Linked DNA regions of Mus musculus: regions 1, 3, 4, 5, 6 and 7 are each linked to region 2. A link is a loop called in an ENCODE intact Hi-C map of the cell type or tissue named here. Cell type or tissue: heart. All regions are shown on one strand.

What was found. A loop is a pair of places that touch in the nucleus more often than their neighbours do. Peaks named below come from ENCODE experiments on the same cell type or tissue, not always from the same donor. Only the 100,000 strongest peaks of a DNase experiment are listed, where the experiment ranks them.
Region 1: a loop joins it to region 2, with 3 times the contacts of the local background. A loop is called at or near these places in 10 of 42 quality-filtered maps.
Region 3: a loop joins it to region 2, with 6 times the contacts of the local background. A loop is called at or near these places in 27 of 42 quality-filtered maps.
Region 4: it touches region 2 in a loop (2.7-fold over the local background); 2 of 42 quality-filtered maps call a loop at or near these places.
Region 5: a loop joins it to region 2, with 2.5 times the contacts of the local background. A loop is called at or near these places in 3 of 42 quality-filtered maps.
Region 6: it touches region 2 in a loop (4-fold over the local background); 3 of 42 quality-filtered maps call a loop at or near these places.
Region 7: it touches region 2 in a loop (1.8-fold over the local background); 2 of 42 quality-filtered maps call a loop at or near these places.

The regions. Positions count from the first base shown.
Region 1 is chr5:100,427,990-100,431,989 of GRCm38, reverse strand. It overlaps 5430416N02Rik (RIKEN cDNA 5430416N02 gene), which reads left to right and starts at 2,455. Exons shown (of 5, transcript NR_034038.1): 1 at 2,455-2,664; 2 at 2,752-2,893. In heart, no CTCF peak of the experiment used is centred here; a DNase peak (open chromatin) is centred at 2,359; H3K4me3 peaks cover 3,060 bases; H3K27ac peaks cover 2,677 bases.
Region 2 is chr5:99,976,960-99,980,959 of GRCm38, reverse strand. Hnrnpd (heterogeneous nuclear ribonucleoprotein D) reads left to right here and starts at 2,022. Exons shown (of 9, transcript NM_001077265.2): 1 at 2,022-2,568. The coding sequence starts at 2,336. It overlaps 4930524J08Rik, which reads right to left and starts at 2,025. Exons shown (of 2, transcript XM_030254981.1): 1 at 2,008-2,025; 2 at 1,294-1,923. The coding sequence starts at 2,025. The coding sequence ends at 1,408. In heart, no CTCF peak of the experiment used is centred here; DNase peaks (open chromatin) are centred at 1,829, 2,819 and 3,159; H3K4me3 peaks cover 3,188 bases; H3K27ac peaks cover 3,228 bases.
Region 3 is chr5:100,037,441-100,041,440 of GRCm38, reverse strand. It overlaps Hnrnpdl (heterogeneous nuclear ribonucleoprotein D-like), which reads left to right and starts at 2,219. Exons shown (of 8, transcript NM_016690.4): 1 at 2,219-2,721; 2 at 3,460-3,628; 3 at 3,712-3,873. The coding sequence starts at 2,279. Enoph1 (enolase-phosphatase 1) reads right to left here and starts at 1,447. Exons shown (of 6, transcript NM_026421.3): 1 at 1,139-1,447. The coding sequence starts at 1,222. In heart, a CTCF peak has its summit at 1,371; DNase peaks (open chromatin) are centred at 1,600, 2,460 and 2,810; H3K4me3 peaks cover 4,000 bases; H3K27ac peaks cover 3,346 bases.
Region 4 is chr5:100,524,062-100,528,061 of GRCm38, reverse strand. It overlaps Cops4 (COP9 signalosome subunit 4), which reads right to left. Exons shown (of 10, transcript NM_012001.2): 2 at 9-88. Among named protein-coding and RNA genes, the nearest start is that of Cops4, 7.8 kb to the right of the region's middle. In heart, a CTCF peak has its summit at 1,669; a DNase peak (open chromatin) is centred at 1,631.
Region 5 is chr5:100,498,820-100,502,819 of GRCm38, reverse strand. Lin54 (lin-54 homolog (C. elegans)) reads left to right here and starts at 2,181. Exons shown (of 13, transcript NM_172714.4): 1 at 2,181-2,319. In heart, a CTCF peak has its summit at 1,941; DNase peaks (open chromatin) are centred at 2,029 and 2,739; H3K4me3 peaks cover 2,507 bases; H3K27ac peaks cover 2,358 bases.
Region 6 is chr5:99,904,810-99,908,809 of GRCm38, reverse strand. Vamp9 (vesicle-associated membrane protein 9) reads right to left here and starts at 2,545. Exons shown (of 6, transcript NM_001378420.1): 1 at 2,405-2,545. The coding sequence starts at 2,482. In heart, a CTCF peak has its summit at 2,250; a DNase peak (open chromatin) is centred at 2,479; H3K4me3 peaks cover 1,043 bases; H3K27ac peaks cover 1,613 bases.
Region 7 is chr5:99,230,943-99,234,942 of GRCm38, reverse strand. Rasgef1b (RasGEF domain family, member 1B) reads left to right here. Exons shown (of 14, transcript NM_181318.4): 5 at 255-467; 6 at 954-1,028; 7 at 2,546-2,641; 8 at 2,750-2,852. Among named protein-coding and RNA genes, the nearest start is that of Rasgef1b, 20 kb to the left of the region's middle. In heart, no CTCF peak of the experiment used is centred here; DNase peaks (open chromatin) are centred at 342 and 1,542.

The sequences.
Region 1 (4,000 bases), 450 kb before region 2:
AGTTCTGGGGATCCTTTAGAGAGCCGCTGAGCCATTTCCCATGTTGCTTCTTTACTTCTTAGCTGTCATCTGAGCTCTATAACATTTATGTCTTCACCTATAAAATCTAAGTACATGTTTGGTAGCTAGTTGGAAAATTCATAGGCTTGGAGGTGTCTGAGAATGGACCCCTTCCTCTCCATTAGCAAAATGCAAAACCATTGACTGAAATTGCAGGGCTCTAATGAACGGTCTAAGGAATGGGCTTTTGGTGCCCTTCGAGGAGAGGCAGTTCCAAACTGCTCAAACTATCATAAGACCTGTACCTACTGGAGGTTTTGTGGTAAAGCACACAGATAACCACTGTCCTGTCTTTTATTTTATTTTTTTTGAGACAGTGTGTTAAGGTTATCATTACTGTGATGAAACACCATAGCCAAAAGCACGTTGAGGAGGAAAGCATTTATTTGGCTCACACATTCACAGTAAAGTCTATCACTGAAGGAAGTTAGGACAGGAACTCAAAGAAGGTGCTGATGCAGAGGCCATGGAAGGGTGCTGCTTACGGGCTTGCTTTCCATGGCTTGTTCAGTCTGTTTTGTTTTTTATAGAACCCAGCATCACCAGCCCAGAGAGATCCCCACCCACAATAGACTGGGCCCTCTCCAGTCAGTCACTAATTAAGAAAACGCCTTACATGCCCCCCCCCCCCCAGCCAGATCTTCTGCAGGCATTTTCTGAGTTGCATCATCCCTTCTTCTGATGGCTATCTCGTGTCAAGGTGCCATAAAACAAGCCAGCACACAGGATCCTGGAAGTGTGTAGATCAGGCTGGCTTTGAACACAACAGAGGCCCCCCTGCCTTTTTCTCCTGAGTGCTGGGATTAAAGGTGTGCACAACTATGCCTGGTGTCAACACAATGCACCTCCCCCTTCCCAAAGCTACTCCAAGTGGGCCTGTCAGTCACCTGAGGAGAAACAAAAAACCCACAAAACACACACACACACACAACAACCCATCAAAACCAAACCAACTGTTTGTTCTAGAGACATTTGAGTTTTAAACCCTTTCTAAGGATATAGGCTGGCACCATGAATCTCCTTGGCCTGTGTCTATTTTTGCCCCTTGTTTTTAATTTATGTGTATGAGTACACCACTGCTCTCTTCATACACACAAGAGGACATCAGATCCCATTATAGATGGTTGTGAGCCACCATGTGGTTGCTGGGAATTAAACTCAGGAGCTCTGGAAGAACAGTTGGTGCTCTTAACCGCTGAGCCATCTCTCCAGCCCCATTCTTGCTCCTTGTGAGCAGGCTTTTATGCCAACAGTCTTTTTGGCCATTGTTTCTCTCTCCTTTGGGTTCCTTCACTTTCCAGTACTAAAGCCCATTTATCTTCAACAGTGCTCTCTTGTGTGCCTCATCTGAATTATTTCATTGACAATCACAAGAAATGAAGAGCTCAGGTGAGTTCAGATGGAGAGCCAAACAAAGGTCTAGAAGTTGCAGGTCCAGAGCCAAATTATCTTGTGCTATCTTTAGGAAGAGCCAAGAACGATATTCATCCAAAGCAGCACACAGCTCTGGTCTAACACACATCTCCCGACTAGTACGGAGAAGCTTGGGATTTTCAGGGGGTTGGGGGTGGCGAATGAAAACTGATTCAAGAAGGAAAAGCTAACGTTTGGCACTTAGGATGGTACTCGAATCACGTGTGAATTTATTGTTATTCAACAAACCCTTGACATTGTAAGAAAATGCGACCACGTCTCACGCGTAGTGCAGGGCTGGGTCTGCGAAGGCTGATGCACCAAGATCCCAAGTGTGAGGCCAGCTTGAACTACACGTGTTTTCTCGGGTCAGGCTGATATAAAAGGAAGAGAGCACCCCACAAACCAACCAAAAAGGTTCTCCTTGGGAGCTAGTGTTTAAGTAGGGATTGATTTCGCCTACTTTTCTCCTCAGTATGCCTTCAGCATGGTATGACTGACTCTCACCAACACCTCAGAAAGGCTGAGATGACTGGTGCTCACCAAGTCAGACGCCCAATAAACGGCAAAAAGAAAGCATTCTGAGTAACGTCCCTCAAGCCGGAAGGCAAATGCGGAGCACCAGCCAGGTCCGGTTGCACATGTCTGGCGACGCTAGCCGATGTGCCGCCGCCCCACCTTTGCAGTCCCATAGCAGTGCCTGGGCTCGGCGGCTGCGATCGCCCACACAGCCGGAGGACAGGTCGAGACACTCCACTAGCAGTCCCCAAGGCTGCGGTCCCCTGGACAGCAACTTCCGGCTATCCTACTCTGTCGAAGTCCCTTTTCTGGGCTCCCGCGAGAGCTCGAGTCGCGGTAAACTCTGTTCCGCATGAGGACTGGGCGGCTTGACCGGAAGGGCGGGCTTTGGACATGTAGCCAATCACATACCATGCTATGTCGAAGCAGCCAATCGGAGAGGCCTGGCGCCTTTAAGGGCCTCCGTGGGCACGTTCTCGCTTCCATTCGGTCCTCCTTTTGTTAACGCTCTGGCATCATGTCTACGCCAGCTCCCGCGCAATCCGGCGCCATCGCGCTTTGGGCGAGCATGGCCATGGGGAGTAGAGAGGTGGAAACCGAGCTGACGCCTGCCTGACCCTGGCGATGGTGGCGCGCGCCGGGAAGGACTGATTGGAGAATGGCGCCAAATGGGTAGGAACAGGTCGTGATGTCCGCCGAATGTTGTGTAGCAGGCGGGACAAAAGAGCGATCTCAGGCCTCATCTCGTCTCTTTTGTAGGTCACGGATGGCGAGGGGGCACAGGAGCTCTCGATGTGACCTGGCGCTGTGGATGTGATGCACAGCAGCTTGAGTGGGACTGCTCCGCTGTCCTCATGAGAGAACGCTTTTTCTGAAGATGGGAGGTGGCTAATGAAAGAAGGTGAGGTCTCTCGGGCCCTTGCTGTCTCCAGTGCGATGGGAACTGCACGGGTACGGAAACTTAGGGCCCACAGAACTTTGTTTGAGTTTGGGAATAGGGCATCGAGGGTGGATAGCTTTCAGGACTAGGCGATTTTATTGGAGCCCAGTGATTAAAACCTTTGACTTCTTTGTATCCTTCAAATGATACAAAATTCAATTCCAACAAGTTTTTTTTACCTCCTATTTTACTGAGAATTGAAGTCATCAAGGAATTAATTTATTCATGTTTTTCCATTATATATGCTTTTATCTTATTTGGATGAAATCAACATTTTGCTGGGTTTTTCCTTTTATTTTTATTTTTTTAAATAAAACGCAGCCCATGAACTTCTGGGGAATCGGGTGCTATGGTACAAGTGTTTGCTTGACTGTCAAGAATACAAGGCTGTGTGTTTATCCTTAGGTGAGGTTTTTCACAATTGGCAGTGAGTTAAGTGAAGTTCAGTCTGGTCTCATGTAATCAGCTCTCAGCACATCGGGGTTTTTATCTTGCAGTGCTGGGACTCAAGCCCAGGATTTGTGCATGATTTCAGTCACTGCATCACCAACCTACGCTTGCCTTTAGAACAGATACAATTTTATCTTACTGAGCTGGGCTTGTCTCCTAGAGTCCGTTTTCAACCTGGGGGTGATCTTTCTGAATGGGTCTCCCATGAAGCTGGGAGTAAAGGTTCAGGCCAGTTTTAGAGTAGAGGTCTAACCCCACCCTGTAAAAACATTCATTTTGTTTTTTTAGACAGGTCTCATGTAACCCGGGCTAGATTAGACTTGCTGTGTAGCTTGGCATGACTGTTCTATTGATCATCTTGCCTCCACCTCCCCAGTGGTGTGTGTTCCTGCCAAGCCCAGTTAATGTGCTGAAGGTTGAACCTTAGGGCTCTGGGAACACTAGGCTTTACCAGCTGCACCCTATCTCTTCTCCAAAGAAACTCCATTCACATTAGCTGTCCCTTTGTCCCCCAGTCCCTAGGAGCACCTGTACCTGTAGATTGCCTGTTCTGTATGATTCACATAGATGGGATAATAGACTAGTGCATCGGAGTTTTTTCTTTAGTACATAGGATTT
Region 2 (4,000 bases):
AGAGTGTGAGGCCACCTTAGGCTATACAGTGATCTCCAGGCCAGCCTGGGTTACAGACCCTGTCTCAAAAAAGAAAACAAAACAAGGCACGTAGGCCTTAGTGTGAGGAACTCTTGAGTAACACTCAAATTCCAGAAGCGACAGGGCTGCCTGTGAATTAAAGTAAACTTTTTTCGGTAAAATGATGTCTTAGTTACTGTTCTACTGTTGTGAGGACCAATGCAATGTGTAAGAGAAAAGCATTTGGTTGGGGGCTTGCTTCTAATTTGAGAGGGGTAGTCCAGTGTCAGCATGGTGGGAAGCAGGCAGGGTAGGCAATGACCTGTGGGCTGAGAGCTTTCCATCCTGATCCACAGGCAGCAGGCAGAAAGGCCTGGTATGGCCTTTGAAACCTCAAAGCAAATTCCATGAATACCATCTCCCAACACAGCCATGCCTCCTAATCCTTCCCAAACAGTTCCATGGCATGGTGACTAAAACATTCAAACATAGGAGCCTTTGGGACCAATCTCTAAACCACTACAACCAGTTTTTCTAAAAGGCTCATCATTTAAATCCATAGGATAAATAAAAACCTCGGGTTCATCCAAGTTGTTGCCAACCTGCAATATTTGACTTGAGTCATCTTATTTGGTCAGTATTTTTGGATGGTAAAGAAAAACGTGGAATCACTTCTTTTTCGCCAATCATCTTGGTGGTTGCCTGTCTGTGATTTGCTCAATGTTGAAGACATTTCCACTATTTGATGCATATTCTTTCATTTTATGGATTCTGTAACAAACTGTAGTGATAAATCTTGTTTTAATCGTTGGGATTTTCAGATTATGTACAGTTACTGTAAATTGACTTAAAGTACACCATGGGAAGCATTTATTTAAAATTTTTTTATGTGTTTTGCTAAGGGGTAATGCCAGGTTGGCCTCAACAGTCCTTCCTCCCTTCTCTGGGATCACAGTTCTGGGATTACAGCGTGTACCTAATTAGCTGGGCTGAAGTCCTGTCCCTGTATGCTGTCTTTTGTAAACTTCTCCAAACCCTGTTTGGAAACTGGATACTTACTAAGCAGTCGAGTGGTTGACGACAAAAAAAACCAAACCAAACCAAACCAAACCAAACCAGAAATTCCATTTTCTTCTAAGTCTTGCAGGAAGCTTCAAAGTCTAACTCCTGAGTAGGAATTCCAATAGGTTTCTTAGCGATTAATTTTAAAATCGTGAATCACACGCCTAACGGCGTTTCATTTTTTTCTTTTTATAAAATCGCCACCTCAACACCACAAACCCAGAAACCTCGTAAAGATGATTCATGACATTTATATATCCTGTTTAATACAAGGACTGTAACTCGTAAAAAAAAAGGAGCCCTGGAGTCGACCTTAATACATACACTTCCCAATCCATAGTGACTTCAAAGAATCGTGGCCGGCGTTAGGCTCTTGTAATAACGGAGGCAAAGCTTAAGACTAGGGAAGCAACTCTGAGAAGAGGCAGCCTCGACCATCAAAGCCGCCTTTGGACAGCGCCGCGGCGGAGCCTCAATGTCACCCGGCGCAGGGACGGCGGAGCACTGCACAGGCGCGGCCCGCTGCCCCACGCAGGTCCCGGGGCCCACAGCCGTGGCTCCCTGAGGGCAGCCTCCACGAAGTCTCCGCTGGGGATGGACGAACCACACCCCTCCAGGTCGGCCGCGCCTGCCAACCAAAGCCGAGGAGCGGCCGGTGACTCCAGGAATCCGCGGAAGGGCGGGGCCAAGGGACGGGGGCGGGGGAGGCCTCTCTAGCCGCGCCCTCGAACCAGCGCTCCTTGTTCTCGATGGTACCCGCGCGCCCCTCTTGCGCACGCCACTTCCGGTCCTCTTTAAAGGCCCGCGCCGCGCGACCGCGGGGCGTGAGAGCCAGTCGGAAAGGGACGGGGAGGGCGGGGCCTGCGCGGGGGGCGGGGCCTAGCGGTGGACGGGGGCGGGGGAGGCGCAAAGGGCGCGCTCCGGAGCCACGTGACCGGGACGCGCCGTTCTTCCGTCGGCCATTTTAGGTGGTCCGCGGCGGCGCCATTAAAGCGAGGAGGAGGCGAGAGTGGCCGCCGCTGCTACTTCATTCTTTTTTTTTTCAGTGCAGCCGGGGAGAGCGAGAGAGCGCGCTGCGCGAGAGTGGGAGGCGAGGGGGGCAGGCCGGGGAGAGGCGCAGGAGCCCTTGCAGCCACGCGCGCGCCTTGTCTAGGGTGCCTCGCGAGGTAGAGCGGGCATCGCGCGGCGGCGGCGGGGATTACTTTGCTGCTAGTTTCGGTTCGCGGCGGCGGCGGCGTCGGCGGGTGTCGTCTTCGGCGGCGGCAGTAGCACTATGTCGGAGGAGCAGTTCGGAGGGGACGGGGCGGCGGCGGCGGCAACGGCGGCGGTAGGCGGCTCGGCGGGCGAGCAGGAGGGAGCCATGGTGGCGGCGGCGGCGCAGGGGCCGGCGGCGGCGGCGGGAAGCGGGAGCGGCGGCGGCGGCTCTGCGGCCGGAGGCACCGAAGGAGGCAGCGCCGAGGCAGAGGGAGCCAAGATCGACGCCAGTAAGAACGAGGAGGATGAAGGGTGAGTAAGGGGCGGCCCCGGGCAGCCGCTCGCCAGGCCCCCTCCCCCTCCCCGCCATTAGGCCTCGCTCCCGCGACCGCCCGCCCGCCCGCAGGCCCCAGTGCAGTCGCCCCCTCGGCCGCCCCTCTTGTACCTCGGGCTCCCCCCCGGGCCTGCATCTCCTTCCCTGCCTGCTCGCCCCCTCCCCCATCACACACGTTTCCACCTTTAGCCGTCACCATGCTACTCCGCGGCCCGCCCTCTTTCCTCCCTCGCCGCGGGTCTCCTCCCACCGATGTGGCCGCCAGGATTTTTTCCCGCCTGTCGGAGCTTACCCTCCCACCCCACCCCCACGTCTCCCGGATTTCTAACCTCTTAGGCTTAAAAATGCAAACGCACAGAAAAGCTTTTTACCAGGGTTGCCAAGGTTGGTCGGGCGCTTCGCCCTCGCCCCCGAGACGGTGCGATTATTGACACGCTCTTGCTTTGGGAAAGCTGTAGGCTGTCCACCTCTCTTTTCTCCCGCGTCGGCCGCAGGCCATTGCTTTTAAATAGTTTTCGTCTTAGGATTCGTTCGTTCTGTCCACTTTACGCTGTCACCACGACACGCTCCTACAGGCCCTGCGTTTGTGCTGTAGACAGACCGGGCCTGCCAAAGTCCCTGGTCTGCTGGCGCGTTGGTGTGGCTCCGCGGGCTCCATTTAAGTCCTTCCTGGTCGATGGGGCCTGTACTTGACTGGGGCTCTTCCACCTCCCGCCTGCGGTTGCCCTTCCCCCATTCTGCCAAGTTATTCTCTCTATGCACCCTTTTCGCGCCCTCAGATTCTGGGTTGCCTATTTGTACAGATTGTAGTCTTTCCTTATTTAGTCTGTGCAACTACATTTTTTACATCTCTCTCCCGCCTTTTCAGTGCCCAGGAGCCTGTTTTGGTTTCTTCTCAGTCTCACCCTCTCACTATTGTTCAAAGGAGCCCACTCACCCTTTAATACGCAATAAATCCTGTGGTGGTCAATGAATTAGTTTTTTTCAGGTTTTTTTAAAATACTAACTTGCTTCCTTTAATTGAAGTAACTTATATCGCCACCAGAAGCTGCTTTTAATAATGTTAAAATGCAGCCTTTGGGAGCTGAGTATCATTCAGGAGACAAGGAAAGGGGGTTCGATCCGGGTCCTTAGATTTTCTTGTTCCCATTACAGATTGCTGATCTTGAGTTATGGTTTCGATACTTTTTATAGTGGGGCTGTGCGTATGCAATTTTTTTCACTATAACCAGGAGAAAGTTTTGGTGGGGAGTTTTTAGAAAGGTGTCATTTTAACCCGTGATTTCCACTACTGGTTAAGAGTATAAAATTTGTAGGGGTGTTGGGACAGTGGAGAAGGACTTGGAGTATAATGTTTAAGAAAATCTCAGTTCAGGCTGATTCTCTGCAGTCTGCTAATGGTTGTACTGG
Region 3 (4,000 bases), 60 kb before region 2:
GCAGTTAATTATGTAACAAGAACAACAAAGTGGACACAATTATCAGCATTTAGGCAGTCTTGAATTTTTCCACTGGTCTCTACTGTAATTAAAATCTTGGCAAAATGGCCAACTAGACTTTTCCAGAACCTTTGCTATGTATCTAAAACACCATAATTCTTATTTAGGAAGAAAGAGAGAAAGAAAGAAAGAAAGAAAGAAAGAAAGAAAGAAAGAAAGAAAGATAGATTGATTTGCCGGATTTGTGGCACATGGGAGTTCGAGGCCAGCCTGAATTATAGAGGTTATTTAAGAGCCTGTCTTAAATAAAATAGCTGTTATATTTGGAGACCTAAAGTTGTGTACAAACATTATGACCTACATCTAGAAAAATCAGACAATTGTAACAAGTAAACAATCAAAATAGACCTTAAAGCAGGCTGCAGTTTACTGGACGATGGGTTTTCCAACTCCCCCCCCTCCATACTACCCTCAACTATTCTATCATAAATATCAGTGCATAAATTGACTACATGGAAGAAAGTCAAGTCCTAAGCCTGTGAAACTGTGTTAACCCGACAGATACTCAAAAGCTTCAAGATACCATGGCTTTCTAAGAAAAATGAATGGAATTTTAGGTGTGTTCTTATAGTCTCAAAACCAGCGCAAGTGAGATGGTGCGAAAATCAATTGCTATTGCCCAAGATACCAGAGCCACTAGAAATCCTTTCACTTTAGTCTTTGCATTGGGAAGGCCTAAACCTCAAGGACCACTAAGTCAAGGCCACCACCTCTGCGGGCCGCAACCTTCAGCACATGGGGGACGCTCATCCACCGGGCGACACACCTACCTGCCAGGCCGTGGGAGCTCCAATCACCCCAACTCCTCCCAGCTGACCTGCCCCTCCCCAAGCCGTTGCTGAGACCATCTCCACTTCTTCCTATCCTTCTCCACCTAACCGAAAGCAAGGACAGGGGAGAAGATGGTGGCGCGAGGAAAAGCACCCCCGCAAACCGCCGCAGCTTCTCTTCCCCATTCCAGAGACATAAAGCCACACCGCCTCTCCTGAGCCTCCCAGGCAAAATCTCCAACACTTAAAATTTCCCTTTCAGATGCTTTTAGGCACAAGTAACTTCCCCGCTCCCTTCCGCCCCTCACCTTCACGAAAGCAATCGGGGTTGTGGTACCTTCGATATCTAACAGGATTACGGTGACTTCGGCGGGCACGGAAACCACGACCATTTCCCTGCCGGATGCTACCACGGGCTCGGCCTTGGTTAAGGAGGGCAACACCGCCTGCGCGTCTTGAGCTCCCGAGGGCCCAGCAACAACCGAGGCGCTGGCGACAGCGAACGACCAGGGGCTCAGAGACAGAGCTGGGACCCGCAGTTGCAGAGGAAGCCGCCTAGGGTACTACACCCGACGAGCAGGCGAGCCGCGCAGGCCCGGACCACGTGGGCAGCCGGAGGGGCGGGGCTCCGGGATTCAAAGGGGGGGGGTGGAGGAAACAAGGAGCGCGTGCCTATTGGCCGCCGGCGAGCCGCGAACCCGTCGGTCAAAATAGGCCTCGCGTGGGCGGGAACAAAGAAGCGAGCACCCAAGCCTGGAGCCTGGAGCCCGAGCGCGGGCACCAGCCCTCCGCAGCCTGCTGGAGCCTGCGCGGGAGGCCCGGGGCTCGTGCAGACGGGAGTCCCTTGAGTGGCGCGCCCGGGACGTGAGTGCCCCTTGTCTTCCCCGGCACCTGACCCCTTCCCCGCCCACCGCGTGCACCTTGGCACAGCTTCAGTCATCCGAGCAGGCCCCGCCCTCCGCCGCGGCCTCAGCCAGCCTCGGAGAACGAACGCACGGAACCCGGGCTGCAGAGAGAGATCCTGCAGCCACGGCCCCTGAGCCGACACCGCCCCGAGGCGACGGCGGAAAAGCCGTCCCCGCCAGGACGGAGGCGGTCATCGCGCACAGGCTTTCTGCTCGGCTGGTTGCAGCCGGCGCGAGGACAAAACACGCGTGCGCCGGGAGGGCGGGCGAGCGAGCGGGCGGACGGGCGCGCTGCAGCTTCAGCAAGCGGCGCGGGGTGCACGCCGCCCTTTTGCCGGAGTGGCCGCCGCTGCAGCAGCAGCAGCAGCTCTGCACTAGGGGACTGAGGGCGCAGCAAGGGACTGAGCCGAACTGGACGCGCGACGCCAACGGCTCTCAAGGCAAGAGGGACTGTGGCCCTGCCACGGCGCCGCTCGCGATTCCCGGTCCCGCACGGCTGACTCTCCCCGCGGCGCGACCTCGCTCCTCATCCGGAGCGCGGCGATGGAGGTCCCGCCCCGGCTCTCCCATGTGCCGCCGCCATTGTTCCCCTCCGCTCCCGCTACTTTAGCCTCCCGCGGCCTCTCCCATTGGCGGCCACGGGCTCCCCGGCAGCTCGCCCCGCTCCTCCCTTCGCTCGCTTCCAGCGCCTCCCGCCAGGGGGCGCGCCGGAGCCCGCGCCACGTCACCGCCCAGCAGCCCTCCCGATTGGCGGGCGGGGCGGCTATAAAGGGAGGGCGCAGGCGGCGGCCGGATCTCTTCCGCCGCCATTTTAAATCTAGCTCCATACAACGCTCCGCCGCCGCTGCCGCCGGGACCCGGACTGCGCGCCAGCACCCCCTCGCCGACGGCTCCGCCACCATGGAGGACATGAATGAGTACAGCAACATAGAGGAGTTCGCAGAGGGATCCAAGATCAACGCGAGCAAGAACCAGCAGGATGACGGGTACCGCACGCTCCGCTCCTCCCCTCCCCCAGAGCCCCGCGCGCGCCCTTCGTCCCTCCGGAGCCGCGCGCGCTGCCCCCAGTCTTTCCCCGAGTCGATTCTCCGCGTGCCCGCTGGACCCCAGTAGCCTTCCCCACTAGTGGAAAGTAAGATGGGGTGACTCGAGAGGCCCGCCGCGGGTGGGGGAAGGGAGGAGGGGTTGGGGAAGGAGAGAGGCGCCGTCGGTGTCCCGAGTGCGCAGGCGCCGCGTGGGGCCCGGGAGGGGGGAGGGGCCGGGTTCTGTGCGCCACTTGCTGCAGCTGCTGCTGCCGCTGCCGCCTCTTCATTGTGTGTGTTGGCCGCTCGCGAATTTTCCTGGGTTAGGTTTGGGAAACTTTTGGTTGGGGCACCAGTAGACGACTGGCACTAAAAGTTTCCTAGGTAGCAAAGTTGGCTTTAAGGCTGTGGGCAAGAGTCTACGTAAGTTGCGGGGGAATCGGTGTAAAAGTTGTGCTCTGCAATCCAAAGCAAGCAGGGCAGGACATCTACCAGATTCTAATGGCTTTTTTTTTTTTTCTAAGTTTTGAGTTCGCGTGGTACAAAGCAACGTGCCAGCTGGCTTGAACAAGTGGTTAAGATTTTTGTGGTCTAATGTTAGTGTTTGTAGTCAAAACAGATTGCGTCTGGAGAGTAAGTTGCCCTGTATTTAATCACTAAGTTACTGTTAAGCTTATTTTTCTTAAATAACTTTATTTCTAGTAAAATGTTTATTGGAGGCTTGAGCTGGGATACAAGCAAGAAAGATCTGACTGAATATTTGTCTCGATTTGGGGAAGTGGTAGACTGCACAATTAAAACAGACCCAGTCACGGGAAGATCAAGAGGATTTGGATTTGTGCTTTTCAAAGATGCTGCTAGTGTGGATAAGGTAGGGCTGTGTTTTGCATTGAGTCTACTGCGTTGCTTGCAAGTTGCTCTAGGCTTTTAAGTCCAAACTGCCTTGTCTTCCAGGTTTTGGAACTGAAAGAACACAAACTGGATGGCAAATTGATAGACCCCAAAAGGGCCAAAGCTTTAAAGGGGAAAGAACCCCCTAAAAAGGTCTTTGTGGGTGGATTGAGCCCAGATACTTCAGAAGAACAAATTAAAGAATATTTTGGAGCCTTTGGAGAGGTGGGCTGTGTTTGTGTATGTATGTGTGTCTGTGCTCGTGTTTGGTCAAGTCTGGGGGGGTTCATTAATATTTCACCGGATGGGACTGAATTCTCTTGCTTCGTCTTCACTGCTGCTTTCTATGTTG
Region 4 (4,000 bases), 550 kb before region 2:
CTACTCACTCGCTTCCACAAAAGCTTTCAATGCTTCTAGTTGTTCTGTCCCAGATAACTGAATGGCTTTTTCCAGAATCTGACGATATCTAAAACAGTATCAAATAAGAATAATGAATGTTTAGTTCTAATTGTCAACTTGAAACAATCTAGAATCACTGAAGAAGATAATCTCAATGAAGAACTATCTTAATCATATTGGCCTTTGGACACAGTTCTAGAACTCTTGATTACATCAATTAAAGGGTGAAGACCTACCCACTGTTGGCATCACTATTCCCTAAGCAAGGGACACTGAACAGAAGAACTGAGAAAGGAAGCTGAGCATAGTCGTGCCTGCACTTATTCTCTCTCCATTCTTAACCATCATGTGAGCCGCTGCTTCAAGCTCCTGCTGCCTTGACTTCCCAGCAATGATGGACAGTAGCCTGGGACTGTGAACTAAAAGAACCCCTTTCCCCTAAGTGGCTTGTCAGGGTATTTTCTAGCAGCAAGAGAACTGAACCTCAAACCTATATTGTCTAATACAAACTCCAAAGTTTATTTACTCATCTCAATTGTCTATTTGTTTTTAGAGTTTTCACTATGCTATAGGTCCAGGTTAGCCCTGAACTCACTGTGTAGCCCAGCTAACCTGGAACTTGATCCTCCTGTCTCTGCTTCTCAAATGCTAGGATTCCGGGAATGCCGTCATGCTCTGGCCTATTTATTCATTTCTACCACTAATGTTGACATACATTCTGTCTTTTCAATTTACCCTAATTTCTTCCATTAATCTCTAGTTGACAGTTTTCTTTACAGCACACTGATAAAATAATATTTTTTCAAAAGTTTCCAGCCCATCACAAAAAATACTAAGCCTTAGGACTGGTGAAATAGCTCAACAGATAAACTCATTTCCTGCCAATTTTGACTTCTGAGTTCTATTCCTGAACCCACACAATGGATGGTGAGAAGTGATTTTTCTAGAAGTTGTTCTCAGACCAAATCAATAACTAACTAAATATAAATAAATGCAATCTTAACAATTTTAAAAATAAATACTAAACCTGAAATTCTCGATTTGTTTTTCGAGGCAGGGTTTCTCTGTATAACAGCCCTGGCTGCCCTGGAACCCACTCTGTAGACCAGGCTGGCCAAGAACTCACAGACCTGCTTGCTCCTGCCTCCCAAGTGTTGGGATTAAAGGACTATGTCACCATACCTGTCATAAACCTGCAATTCTAAGATGCTACCTCTAGTTTTTAATATTGAGATCCAGAATTTTTTTTTTAACTTTTAAAACCCATCAGAAGAGGAGTAATTCATAACTCTATGTTACTGAATGAATTTAAGGTGCCACCTTCCTGAAAACTTTCATTTTGAATCAGAACTAAAATTCCAATTTTCTTTCAAATTTCTTTTTAAAAATAAGCTACATTTTTTCATCAACAGTATGTGATACAGACGCACAAGTACACTAGTGAGTTGATCAGCTTTTCCTCTTGCCAGCTTCATGATCATCAACCACAGCATAACACTGCCTAGAGAACAGAACTGCTAGAGACAGGATGTCTCCGTGTGTACAAAACCAGTTCCGCCAAGTGACCGCACTGAGAGAATGTTCTTCCTGCTGTCAGACATCTGCATTCAGTTCTAGCAACTGGTCTGCTCTCCACCACCACATATCCACCACCACATATCCACCACCACAGCAAACGGGCGCTATAAAAAGAGTAAGAGAAATGCTAAAAATAAACAGTGACCATTACCAGGCAACGCTAAGTTCCTTCCTAAAACACAAGTTCAAAGAGGACAAGGGACTTTTTTTTTCTGCTTTGTTCACTGAAATATACAATGTCTTAAACAGCATACGGCACAAAACAAGCAATGACTTAACACTGGGAACATTTTATTTCAGTATAAGGAAGCTAAATTTTATTACTTTTTATCTTCTGTCCTTTTGTTAATTTTTAAGATTGATTATTTTTATTTATGTGTATATTTGGTGAGCATCTGCCATATGAATCTGGGTACCCATGGAGTCCAAGAAAACAGATTCCCTGGAGCTGTGAACCACCCAATGTATATGTCTGGAATTCCAAAACCAGTCCTCTGGAGAAGTAGCTAATCAGAACTCTAACCACTGACCCAGCTCTCCAGCCCTCTCTTCTGTCTTTTAAAAAACATTTATCAGCCGGGTGTGGTGGCACACGCCTTTAATCCCAGCACTCACACAGTTAACACTGTATTAGAGACTCCTTCCTATGACGTACCCCATTCCAGCCTCCTCACTTACAGTATGTACACACACACACTCACAGCTCCAGAAAAGAACATTTCTCTTACACTCAGATTTACCTACTTATGGATCTGGGCACATTTCAGATAGGTTATACCTAATGATGTGTCATTTATCATTTTGATTGATTTTTTTCAAATTTGATTAGTCTATTAAATCAAGATTATAGCTACGTCTTGTATTTACATACTCCTAGAGTATTTTATACAAACTAATATTCAAACTGATAATATTCAAACTAAGTACTTGACAAATGTGCTGCCTAACCTGAAGTTAAGATTTGTTTGATGCTATGGGTGGTGGCACACGCCTTTAGTCCCAGCACTCAGGAGGCACGGGCAGGCAGATCTACATGAGTTCCAGGTCAGCCAGAAAAACCCAGACTCAAAAAATACAAATTAAAAACATTTTTGAACAATATTTACTTTTACTTTGTGTCCGGGCGTTTTGTCTGTATGTCTGGTGTACGACAGAGGACGGAAGAAGGCATCAGACGGCTCAGTGGTTAGAGCACTCGCTGCTCTTGCAAAGGATCCAGGTTCAGTTCCCAGCACCACATGGCAGCTCACAGCCATCTGTATATAACTCTAGTGCCAACAGATCTGATGCCCTCTCTGGCCTCTGAGGGCACAGGCACATACACATGTATACACAGATGCAGTCACCCGACCCCCGACCCCTGCCAAAGCACACAGGCAATAGATGTGGTTTGCCCACTAGAATTGGGTGGTAAGGTGCTACTTCTGAAGAGTGCACGAGCTCTGGTTGTATACAACACACAGAAAATCATGTTGGGGGGGAAGCTTCCTCCCTGCTGTTAATAACTCTCATGCTGGCCGGTCGTGGTGGTGCATGCCTTTAATCCCAGCACTCGGGAAGCAGACATCAAATGGCGTTTAAAAAAATTATGTTTATGTTTATATATAGTGCTACCATCAGCTCTGGTCAAAGAAACTTCTTTTTACAGTGGGCAATGGTAAGTTTAAAAACTAACAACTGGGCACCCAGGTGGTGGTGGTGCACACCTTTGATCCCAGAATTTGGGAGTCAAAAGCAGGGGGATCTCTGAGTTCAAGGCCAGGCTGGTCTATAGAGTGAGTTCCAGGACAGCCAAGGCTACACTGAGAAACACTGTTTTGAAAAAGAAAAACAAACAAACAACCAGTCATGGTGGCCCACGCCTTTAATCCCAGCATTTAGGAGGCAGAGGCAGGCGGATTTCTGAGTTCGAGGCCAGCCTGGTCTACAGTGTAAGTTCCAGGACAGCCAGGGCTACACAGAGAAACCCTGTCTCGAAAAACCAAAAAGAACAAAAAAGAAAAGAAAAGAAAAGAAAAGAAAAGAAAAGAAAAGAAAAGAAAAAAGGATAGCAACTGGTTAAGAACACATGATTAAATAATCATCAACAAATGGGACTTCTCTACCTCTGTCTCTAAGGCTCAGGGAACATCACAGAAAAGGGAGTGAGAAGACTGTAAGAGCGCCAGTGAGCCATTAGCTAGCACCAACAAAAGCACCAATCAACTGCAACAACTACAACTGATACTGAAGCCAGAAAAACTGTAACACAGCTATGCCTGGAGAAATAAGGCGAGATTTCAAGTTCAATAATAAACTTAAGAACGGTGAAGTGTCATTTGGAACATCAACCACGAGAAATTACAGAATTACAGAACTGAAAAATATTATAACCAACTTAAATACTTAAGAGCAGATGAGA
Region 5 (4,000 bases), 520 kb before region 2:
GTTTTATGTGTTGCTGGGTACCAGCCATAAATCCTCAAGAACGAAGGCAAACCCTTCAGGATAGTTTCATGAAGAACAAGAACTAGCAGATGTCTCTGTTTTCTATGTTTGCTTTACTTTGTTTTTTGAGTCAGGTTGACCCCAAACTCTTGATCCTCCTGTCTTTCCCTCCCAGGCAGCATGCAGTGACTGAAATGCACACTGCTGCGCCCAGATGTGCCTTTGAAGATGTCATTTCTCTTCAGAATTAGTCTAGGAAAGCTAGCATTGAAAAATAAGAAAAGAATACTTTGTCCTATGTACTTTACACAGCGCGCAGAGAGTCACCAACCATGTGAACTGCTTTTGCTGAACTGTGACCTACGGTTGAAAGCAGTCTAGTGAATGTCAATATTGAACTACAATTAAACAGCAGATAGCTTTGGGGGCAACTTTTTGAGTTCCCAAGGCAGTAATGACAGCTCCAGAATTATTTATTTATATAAGACGAGCAGTTTGATTGGACAAGGGATCAATCCTTTGTGTGCACAGCTATTGACATGAGTTGGTTTTTTTGTTTTTTGTTTTTGACAGGGTTTCCCTGTATAGCCCTGGCTGTCTTGGAACTCACTTTGTAGACCAGGTTAACCTCGAACTCAGAAATCTGCCTGCCTCTGCCTCCCAAGTGCTGGGATTAAAGGCGTGCACCACCACTGCCTGGCTTCTGTTGCTGCTTTTTTGTTTGTTTGTTTTTTTATTTTATTTTATTATTTTTTCTGAGACAAGTTTCTTTGTGTAGCCCTGGTCGTCCTGGAATCTTGATTCAAGGAAAAGAAGGAAACAGTGTGTGTGTGTGTATGTGTCTTACTGAAAGATGCAGGCTGAGTGCTGGGCTCAAACTCCCAATCTTCTTCTTGCTTCAGCCTTTAAAAAGCTAGAATATGGAGGTGGGCCACCCTGCCCAGCTAAAAGCTTTATTTTATTCTTGATTTTATATGAATTGTATTTATTTTTAAGATTTTATTTTCATGCATATCTGTGTATTTGTTTGTGCCCTCAGAGTCGTGAAGAGGATGTTGGATTCCCTGAAACTGGAGTTACAGGCCTTGTAAGTCACCTGGTGTGGGTGCTGGGAGCTGAACTTAGGTCCTTTATAGGAACGGTACCGGGTCCTAACCATGGTCCTAAGCACGGAGACATCTGTCCAGTTCCTTCTAAGAATTATAATATTCAGCACAGTTGTTGAGTGTTATATAATGCATCACTGGATACCACAGTTCTTATATTCACTAATGTAAAACTGTCATTCTCCACATACATTAAACGCTATGTCATGGTGTGAGTTGTTTTGACCAGATTGCTGACACTGATAAGATTGTACTAGTCATTTTAGTCGTTGTAAAAAATCCACAGTAAACCCGGAAATGTTGCCCTTATTCCTTAGGTCCTGTTTTGTAGTAGTGGTATCAGAACTGTGTCAGCTTGGTGGAAGGAACTCAGAATTTTTCTACCAAGGTGAGGTGTGGAGGTGGGGGTTATCTAAATTTGGGGCCTCAGTCTCTCTGCCTTTTTTCTTCTAGTGATGCCCCCACAGTACCCCCAGGAATACTTGGTTGGAAAGCGATACCTTTAACTTATCTCCCGCCTCCTTCGTGTGGTTCCCCAGGTAGTTTCACGTTGTAAGGCCTTTTTAAAATTTAATATATATTTTTTATTTCTTGGATTTATAAATATCCCAGGAAATGAGATGACTGAATGCAAAGAATCCATATGTATCAGTATAAGGTGTGTTGCAAGACAAATTATCAAAAACTCCCTTTCAAGGTAACTCTGCGTGCTCTCTCAGGAGCTTTTAGGAGCCCCTTGCAACGTTCACGTCTAAACCCCAACAGATTTATTAACATTTGAGAAAGGATGCGGACTCTCTCTTCACTCAGGCGCATCACCAAGCGGGGGCGCGCTGGAAACCGCACTGACCGAGGTTTAGTCACAAAGCCAGAAGCACGAACCCACTTGGAGTTCCCCGCCTTCCCTTTGACGGAGGCCCCAGGAGCAGTCACGTGGAACCCCAGAGCGCTCCCCCAGCCCTGCGCAAAGACGCGACTCGGGTTGCCAGGGGGCGGAGCAGGGGCGCGGAAGGGGCGGGGCTCGGGCCGCCGGCGGGGGCGGGGCGGCGCGCGGGCGGGGCGGGGCGGCCCGGCGTATTATGGGATGCGGCGGTGGAATGGCGCTGGGCGTGATTTTGAACAAACCCGGGTCTGTGTTTCGGAGGCGCCGCCGCCGCGGCTGCTGGGAGCCCGGGGAGCGCGGCGCGAGAAGGAGGCGGCGCCGCCGGCTCGGGTGAGTGTCAGCTCCGGAGACCCGGGCTGAGCGGCGGGGACCGGCGCCGGGCCCGCGCTCGGGGCGAGCGGCGCGCGGGCGGAGAGCGCGGCGGCGGCTCCGGGCAGCCGGGCGGTGGGCCGGTGGGCCGCGGCGGACCGAGGGTTGTCGGGGCGCGGCGCGAGCGGCGGGCGCCGGAGAGCGCGGCTGTCAGTCGGCGGGCCGGCGCCGCCCGCCCCGCGCTCGGGAGGAAGGGCTGGGCGGCTGTTGACAGGCTCTCGGCGCGGCCCGGGAAGCGGCTGCCGGCCCCGGGCTTCTGGGAACCTGTTTTGCTGCTGTGTCATTTCGTACCAGCGCCTCCTTTCGCTGCTGCCCGGCGCCGCGTTCTTCCTACGCCCCTTTGTATGGACTCTTCTGGGTGTGTGTCCGTTTCCCTCGCGAAGCCCACCAGCCAAATGTCATAGTGTCCCCGCGGTGCACGGGGGAAGGGAGCGGGCTGGGACTCAGCCTGGTCAAGCAACGGTAAACAACCATCCGAGTGCCGGTGGACCCGGCTGTTGGTGGGGAATAAAGTTGAAAGATGGAGAAACTGGGAACCCCTTCCACGCTCAGCCTCTAGCGGGCTCTCGGTAGAAACGCGCCGGGAGTGGGTGGGAGACAGCCCTTGACTAAGCCTGAGCCTGCTGACTTTTATATGGAGGTGTCATTCAAACAAGGTAGGGAAATGAAATGGCTTCTGCTTCTTCCTTATTCTTAGGGAAACTTAAGACAGTAGATTAGCCTTGTCCACAACCCTGAGATTCAGCTTGCTGGTTTCTGTTAGGTCTTTAAGAGCTTATAGTATGACTGAATGATAAAGAATAAAGCTTTTGAACTGGCAATTAGTAAGGCTTTCTGAAGTCAAACAGCTAACTTTTGGAGGATGCTGGTCCTATTAAGCCTTGCAGCTTATATGTTCTTAATTCCTTACATGATTAATTACTTCTATTCCCTCTTGGGTGCTTATTAGACTACACCATGAGAGGAACTGGAAGGGGGTGGGAGATGGATAGGTTGTTCCGGAATCTTGTTCTAAAGCAAGCTGTTTTTTTCCCCCCTCTGCATTGAACAAGTGTTATCAGCAGCAGATGGTTTTTAATTTGGAAACTTAGATCCTAAAGTCAGTTGGCAAAGGGTTCTAGCGAAGAGCTGGATTTTCTATATGTTAGAAGTTGATGGTTATGAATGATAATAGAGTTGAATCAGTAATTTAAATTTAGTAGTACCTGAGTATCTTAAACCAACGACAAATTGACATAATGTTGTTCATGGGCAAAAATGGTCAAAGTTGAGAGGAAAACAGTTCAGAACTTTATTCTTAAAAATGAAGGGGAGAGGAGACCAATGTCTGCATGATCAGCGCCTGTAATTTAAGGATGTCCGAGAAGTCAGGCATGCATATAGAAATAGCCATACTGTCAACATAGTCCTATGAGTGGAGTAGAATGCCAGCGTTGGTGAGTGACGTTAAAGCTCTCCAGTGACTCTGAAATATACGTGAAACATGGTCTACCATCTCTCTCAAGTGTGTTTCTGGAAATGAAAGTTTGAGGTTTTACTGTTCTTGTGTCAGATTCCACACGGCTTGCCTTCCTAACCAACATCCAGGCCTTGGAATCCCGCAGGTATCACGATTCCCCGTGGCGTTCCTGCGGGTCTCCCG
Region 6 (4,000 bases), 72 kb after region 2:
TTTCATGAGATATTGAATGTTTCTGCCACTCTTTCCAATACCTCTACTCATTTAGATAATGTGACAACTAATAGAATTATCAGAAATATGACTACTTCTCCAGTAGAAGTTTGTGTCAATCCTCCATTTTTCTTTATATTGGCGGAATTTCAAAATAATACAGAATGGTTAGATTGTACAAATGTCACTTGTTTTTTGACGCAATGCTGGAATGGAACCAAATTCTTAGCCTTAGTGGTTCATCTACCAATCTTTGTCCCTGTGCCTGTTGAGGCAGATCCAGAGAAGTTCCCAATAACGAGTCTTATTCGGCAAAAGAGAGGTTTTGGAATCACAGCTGCCATTATTACAGCCATTGTGATGTCCGCGGCATCAGCAGTTACCGCAGGAACTGCTATGGCCCATCAAGTTAATACTGCTGACACCATAAGTCAGATAGCAGAAAAATCCTCTGAAGCATTGCTTACCCTGCAAAAGGTGGATTCTCATATCGCCTCAGGGTTAATGCTAGTGAATCAGAGAGTGGATATTTTACAACATAATATGGAACGGATGATGGATGTCATACAAATGAGTTGTGTGGCATCCACATCGCATGTGTGCATTACTCCCAATAAGTATATTAATAATTCTTTTATTAAAAGTACAGACCTATCGAATTACCTGAAGGGGAACTGGTCGCAGGAGCTGGAGAGGTTGCAGGCGAGACTGCAGATGCAGATCCTGAACCTTAATGGGACCAGAGTGGAACCAGTGACCCTCGGAGACTTTACCTCTTGGTTTACCTCTGCTTTTTCTTACTTTAAGGAATGGGTGGGAGTGATTTTGTTTGGTGCTGCCATATGCTGTGGACTGGCGTTCATGCTCTGGTTGGTATGCAAATTCAGAACCCAACAAAAACGTGACAAGGTGATTGTAACTCAGGCACTTTTAGCTATTGAAAACGGCTCCTCCCCTGAAATTTGGTTATCTATGCTCAAGAATTAGTCAGCATGAGATTAGATGAGAGAGACTCAACGATCATTGATCAGCCCTTGCTCATCAATAGGGTGATCATGATTTCCCCACTAATTCAATTTTTGGCTGGCCTCTTTTGCAGAGTTCGCCCTAGGTCATTTAGCAGTTATTGTCACACAGCACTGCGGTATCCAGAGACGGGCAACTTTCCTCGTGCACAGTCCAACCTAAGACATGGGGCCCGGTGGCGATAGGGTTACCCTATGACGGGTAAGGCTGTGACATTAGAGGAATGACCTAAAACAGGAGCCACGGCGGATGGGCATAATTGCACAGGCCTAGTCCAGTCTCATTTTATTAAAACAAACAGGGGGAGATGTGGGAAGCCACATGTGCCGTTGCTGAGTGGCACTGACTACTGCTGGCCACCATGCATAAGATTGGACAAACAACCAATGTGTACATATGCAGTAAAGTTTTTTGCAAAAACACTGCCTGGCCCAGGCATGATAATGAGGTTCTGTAAGGTACTGAGAGTATAACCAATCGGATGTGAGACATGCAAATGAGATGATAATGAGGCTCAGTGAGGTACTGAGAGAGAGTAGCCAATCAGATGAGGAACATGCAAATGAGGCTTAGTGCATAACCAATCAGGGTATGAGACACGCCTCTCCTAGGCCTATAAAAGCAGCACCAGCTCTGGGCAAAAAGTCTTTTCGCCTCTACAATCAAGCTCTCCCAATAAACGTGTGCAGAAGGATCCTGTTGCAGCGTTGTTCTTCCTGGCCAGTCGAGGGCGCGCAAGACTGTGCTAAACTAGGAGTAGTTCCTCTGTACAGGAGTACATTACAGCCTATCTTCAGCGAAACCTTTTCTACCCCCTGGGACAACTGATCTAAGGTTCAGATAGAATATTAGATGGCATCTGACAATTTCTAGGTGTGTGTGTGTGTTGGGGAACTGAACTCAGGGCCTCACACATTCTGGGCAAGCGCTCTAACGTTGTGATACATCTTGTGTTCTCACTTTTTAAAGACTGGGTCTATATAGCCCACGCTGACATCAAATTCATGGCCCTCCCACCCTGGGCGCTGAGAGTCCAAACTGCGCTGTCAGGTGGCCCTCACTGCCTGCAACTGAAGTAGTCTTGAGACCCTTACACGTTCACTAAGTGTGTTCAACTGCAGGTCATTTCCTTGTAATGGGGCTATCAACTTGGAGATGGCTATAAATCTCCGCCAGACGGCCGCGGGCAGTACGAGCCCCAACCCCTGGGTGGCGCAGGCGCAGTCCCACTCCCGCCTCGGAGGCAGCGCTTCTGGAGGGGGCGGGGACTCCCGGTCCCTGAGTCCTTCCAGGTCGCCCCGCGCCCTGAGGGGAGGCCAGGCGTGCGCCAGCCTCGAGGAACCGAACCCTCAGACGCCGAGGCGTGAGCCTCAGGTACCTGATAGGCGCCGCCGGTCAAGGCCAGCTCCGCCAGGACCGCTCGGCCATTAGCAACGCAGCTGTAGGTGATCGTCATAACCAGCAGGCCAGTGAGAGAAGCGGACCGCCTTCTAACCGCCCGCTACAGTTGGACCGCCGCTCCGCGCAGGCGCGAGGGACGGTTGATTGGCAGGGGAGGAGGCGGGGCCATCTGTGGGTCCCGCAGAGCCTGTGAGTTTGCTAGGCGAGGTCCTCGCACATGCTTGGGATTCCTGAGGTCTCTCTGTGCTCCGGGTAGTCTGGAAAACCATTTAAGAGCTGTTTAACTGCCCAGGCCTCATCTACGTGTGAATCAGTCACAATCTAGGGCTGCGAAGCTGGGGGTAGTAGGCAAAGACCCCGGAGGTCTGAGTTCGAATCCCCAGAACTCACGCTAAAAAAAAAAAAAAAAAAAAAAAAAAGAAGTAAAAAAGGCATGGTGGTTGGAGCATGTAATCCCCTTTGAGAAGTGGAGTGGTGGTGGAGACAGGTGTATCCTAGTAGCTCATTGGCCTACCTGAATTGATAAGCTTTAGGTCTGGTGAGTCTTGGTTTCAAAAAATGTGGAGCGCAACCTTGGAAGACACATCTACATGTGCACGCACATCACACACACACACACACACACACACACACACACACACACACACACCATGCACGCATGCAGCACACTTAAATTTAAGCAAGCATTGGAGGAACCTCTTGTGCACAGCCTGCATTTGGTTTTGTGAGCATGAAGACCATCTCTGAGTTGTTCTGTAACTACTCACAGAGCAGCATACGCTGAACAAATGCTGGTTACAGTTTGCGGTGACAAAAATGTTCACAGCATTGAAAGGACCCCATTAGGGGCGTAAGGGCTCCAAAGTCTCACTCTCTGACTGCCCAGTTGGGGTTCTCTGTGTTAATTATCATCTACTGTAAGAAAAAGCTTCTCTGACGAGGTTGAGCAGCGCTCTGCTCGGTGGGCATAACAATTTGTCCTTAGAGGTCATTTTATGGTAGTATGTTTCCCCTAGGCCCATGACCTATCCAAACCCAGGTTCTTGGCCACTTTTAGTGTCATATATGAGTTCCATTTCATGAAGCGGGACTTAAATCTAATCAAAAAGTAGTTGGAGGGCTGGAGAGATGGTTCATTGGTAAGAGCATTGGCTGATCTTGCAGATGACCAGGGTTCAGTTCCTAGCACGTACATAGCTGCTTACAACCATGCATAACTCCAGTTTCAAGGTATCTAACATCTGACTTCTGTGGGTTCCAGGCATCATGTGGTACACAGACATACATGCAGCCAAAATACTCATCAAATGAATATATCTTTGGAGTTGTAGCATTGGCTCAGTGGTTAAGAGCATGTGTTGCTCTTGCATAGGACCTCGGTTAAATTCTCAGTATCCACATGGTGGTTCATATCATCTGATCCAGGGGATATGACGTTCTCTTCTGACCTTTGTGGCACAAGACACATAGATTACATGCACACACACACACACACACACACACACACACACTACCCATGCGCATAAAATAAATCTAAAAGTTGGTCACTACCATATCATTTGTGCTACATCAG
Region 7 (4,000 bases), 750 kb after region 2:
TCACTAGAGCACGCTTAGTTGTATGTAGTACTCATTATGCTGGACCACCTCTAGAGCTAATCTGAAGTTTCTGAGGTGTTTTTGAGGCCCAGCCTGAATTATATCTTCACAAGCAACCTGAGAGAACCTAGGTTATTGAAACCTAGGTGTTTAGCTGCTAGAGCTCAGAGCATTTGAAGACAGGGTGTCTGAGGCCTCACAGTGCTGGAGAAGAAGCAGGGCAAGAATACCATCCTCCCTTCACTTCCTAGCAGACGTACCGGAAGAACGTCCAGCAGATGATGCAGTGTCTGATCCGAAAACTCGCCGCCCTCAGCCAGTATGAGGAAGTCCTGGCCAAACTCAGCTCCACAGCCACGGACCGGCTCACGGTTCTGAAGACCAAGCCCCAGTCCATACAGCGGGACATCATGACCGTCTGCAGCGACCCTTACACATTGGCCCAGCAGCTGACCCACATCGAGCTGGTGAGGCGCTATCTGCTTTGCCCTTTGCAGCCACAGCTAGTTTGCTTTGGCAACCAGACTGTTGGCTGATAGTAAATCTCGGGAGAGAGGTCAGAATCACTCAAAAGGGGAAACATCCACAAAGCAGCCAGAGCGTGATTTGTGTGGGCATCTGAATATGGATGCCGATATCCCGAGAATTTACTCGTAAACACACCCTAAACAAGACGGGAAGCAGAGTCTACTGAATCTCTTGGTCTTTTTTCTGCCTCTAATTAGTTTCCTGTTATTGGCTTATTATTTCCTTCATTCTTCAACTGTCTTAGGAAACATTGACCTAAGGAGAGCATTGCCCCTCTTCACAACTTGAAGCTGATGAAAGTATTCAGGGTTAAAAGCCCATTTTATAACCTGGTCTGAGAAACGCGGGGTAGCATCAAAATTAATAGAGGGGAGTTGGCATCTGTTTTCTTCCCCTTTCTTTAATATTTTCTGCTTTTGTCCCAGGAGAGACTCAATTACATTGGCCCAGAAGAGTTTGTTCAGGCATTTGTGCAGAAGGATCCTTTGGACAACGATAAGGTAATCAGGACCGAGTTGTTTGTTTTCGTGTTTTCATTAGCTGTTTTGTGATTCATCGGGGTTTGTCTTGGGTTGGGTCTATACAATAGTGCCTATACAATAGTTCTACTCCATCATTTCCTCCTTATTGGGGAATTTAATAAGCCCTTCCTGGCCAGCAGACACAGTGTTGGTGAGAGAAGACGATAAGAACCTAATGGTTTTAGCAGATTAAAGCCAGAAAGAAAATCTAAGAGAACGGTCTGCCCGCAGTTCAGCAGCAGGAGCAGAGAGGCAGGATGTGCACCAAGCCTGCCTCTCTGGCCCTGAAAAGCTCCAGGTGGTCTGGCCCCTTTCTGGAAGTGAATCTGCATACATGTAAAGACCATGGTACTGGACATACACTATACATTTCATGAACACATGAACACATTTGCCCCATTCTAGAGTGACCTCTAGAAGCACTTTGAGTTGTTAGGCTATCTGCAGCTGCTATATCTACTGGTGAAGTCTCTCTGGGAGACAAGCCAACAGCTGTTTCCCGCCTTGGTCCAGCTTCTCTCAGTATGGGAAGTGAGGACTGGGTTTTTCAATAGGAGGCTAGTGGAATGTTTTGTTTGTGTCTTCTGAAAGGAAGGAAAGAGGATTAATGAACCTCCCCAAGCTTGGCCTTGAACTCCACGCTAAGATGAACAGTGTGGCATTCACCCTACTCAAGAGCATCATGGTGTAGATTTCCATTTATCTTCGGGTAAATGGTGCTCCAAAATTCTGTATTCCCTCCCCTTGCTGTGTTGATAGCAATTGGTATGAGCAGCCCAAGGCTGTTGGAGAATGAAACCCCCTGCCAACTGCATTTCTGTTGCTGTGATAAAATACCCTGATAATAAAGAACTCCGGGAGAAAGAGCTTGTTTGGCTCACAGTTCCAGATTCTAGGCCACCATAGAGGGGAAGTCAAGGTCGGAACCCAAGTAGCTAGTCACATCCCGGCCAAGAGCAGAGTGAAACATGCCAGGGTTTAAGGGGGAATTGTATGCCCTGCTTTACTCTTAGGGTGAGGGGCGTGCAACCTTTTGGCTTTCTTATGTAGCTCACTCTAAAAATGGCAAGTTCCTCAGAAATAAAACTTTAGCCTTTAAAGAGGGGAAAGGAACAGAGAGAAACAAGTACAGCCAGGCCTGTTCACACATGAGCTTCTGTGCTGTGCTGTTCAGCATCCCCTGCCCAGAAGAAATGGTGCTGCTGCCCTCAGGGGCTGGGCCTTCCTACATCCATTAACAGTCAAGGCAGTCTCGCACAGACTCGCTCTTCCCACGGGATTCTAGCTTGTCCAGTAGCTTGTCACGGAGACTATCAAGTGGACAGTTAAAAGTAACCAGCAGACCCTTCTTTGGAAGTGAGGGTCTGAGGGCACAGGCCTCCCAGGATAACATCATTTCAGAGAAACTTCAGTTCTTGGGAGGGAAGGAAGGACACGTTTGGGAGCGCATCCATGCGCATTCACAGGCTTATCTGTCCACGTTGCTTCCACTGTAGAGTTGCTACAGCGAACGGAAGAAAACACGGAACTTGGAGGCGTACGTAGAATGGTTTAATCGTCTAAGCTACTTGGTTGCTACAGAAATCTGCATGGTGAGACAACACATTGTTTTTTCCTCAGATCCAGTTTTCCTGCTTTATCTTCTATCTGTTGGGCCTGTGTGCTGGGTTCCTGTCTGCTCACGCTCGTTTTTCTTACAGCCTGTGAAGAAGAAGCACCGAGCGAGGATGATCGAGTATTTCATCGATGTGGCTCGAGAGTGTTTCAACATTGGAAACTTCAATTCTTTGATGGCAATCATCTGTGAGTATTCGTGTGTGTGTGTGTGTGTGTGTGTGTGTGTATAAACACTAGTTTTATGGGGCTTGGAAATTGTATCCACTGAAAATCTGCCTTTCCTGAAAACTCTACTCTCTTTAATCCAGAGTTATTATGAAACGTTCAGAATGCTTTATGGACCTAAACTAGTGCCAAGTACATACAGTCTTTCCTTAAAGGACATTCATTGAATGTCTTTAGTTCATCTATGCTCAGTTAAATATCCATCTGTAAAAGCTGAGAACTGAAACACTTGTCTAAATACAAGGTTTCTAGAGGTATTTGGGCAGCATGTATGTCAAGCGTTATGGAAATGGCCTGACCTGAGATGAAATCTCGCCATCTCGTCAGCAGTAGCCTGAGGATGGCGGAAGAAACCAAGCGCTTCACTCTTGACCGTGCCTCTGAGACAACATCAGCTTATGACTGCAGTCTTGCTTCCAGGTCCCTCCAGAGGATCATGGGGGCTTTAATGACTGCAGAGGATCATGGGGGCTGTAATGAAAGACACTGTGTTCCTTTCTACTGATTTTATTAGCACAGATAAAAGCAAATCTTTGTGGCTCCATCTTAATACTCAGTGGCCATTTACACACCTACAGGCACTCAGGAAATATTTGTGTAAAAGGTAGAGTTGGGTCACTTTGAAGCTAGAGAATCTCCTCAACTTAGTTTATTAATATTTATACTGATAAATCTCTTCACTATACCCCCTTTTTTTCTATTTTGTCTTCTATCATCTGCCTTTCTTTTCCCCCATTGAAATGTTGACTATGTTTGACTCCATAGAAATAGTGGATAGAGCGGGCATCTAAGCACAGGGGTCCTCGGGGATAGAGGATGACTTAGTTTTCTTCATCTGCCAATTAGAAAGTGCCAGGGCAAATCATAGTATGGAAGAAGATATTAACATATAGCCAACAAAGAGCTTGTATCCATGACGCATACAGAACCATACAATTGCACTGGATAACTAACCAGGGGATTGTAAGTGCATAAAGGATCATCAGAAATGCAAAGGACCATCTCATATAGCAAAATAACTTAATCAAAACTAGTTGCAGCAAATATTGTCCGGGATAAAGGGGTACGTGGAATGTGTTATACAGGAAGAGAGGGAGTTTGAATAGTTT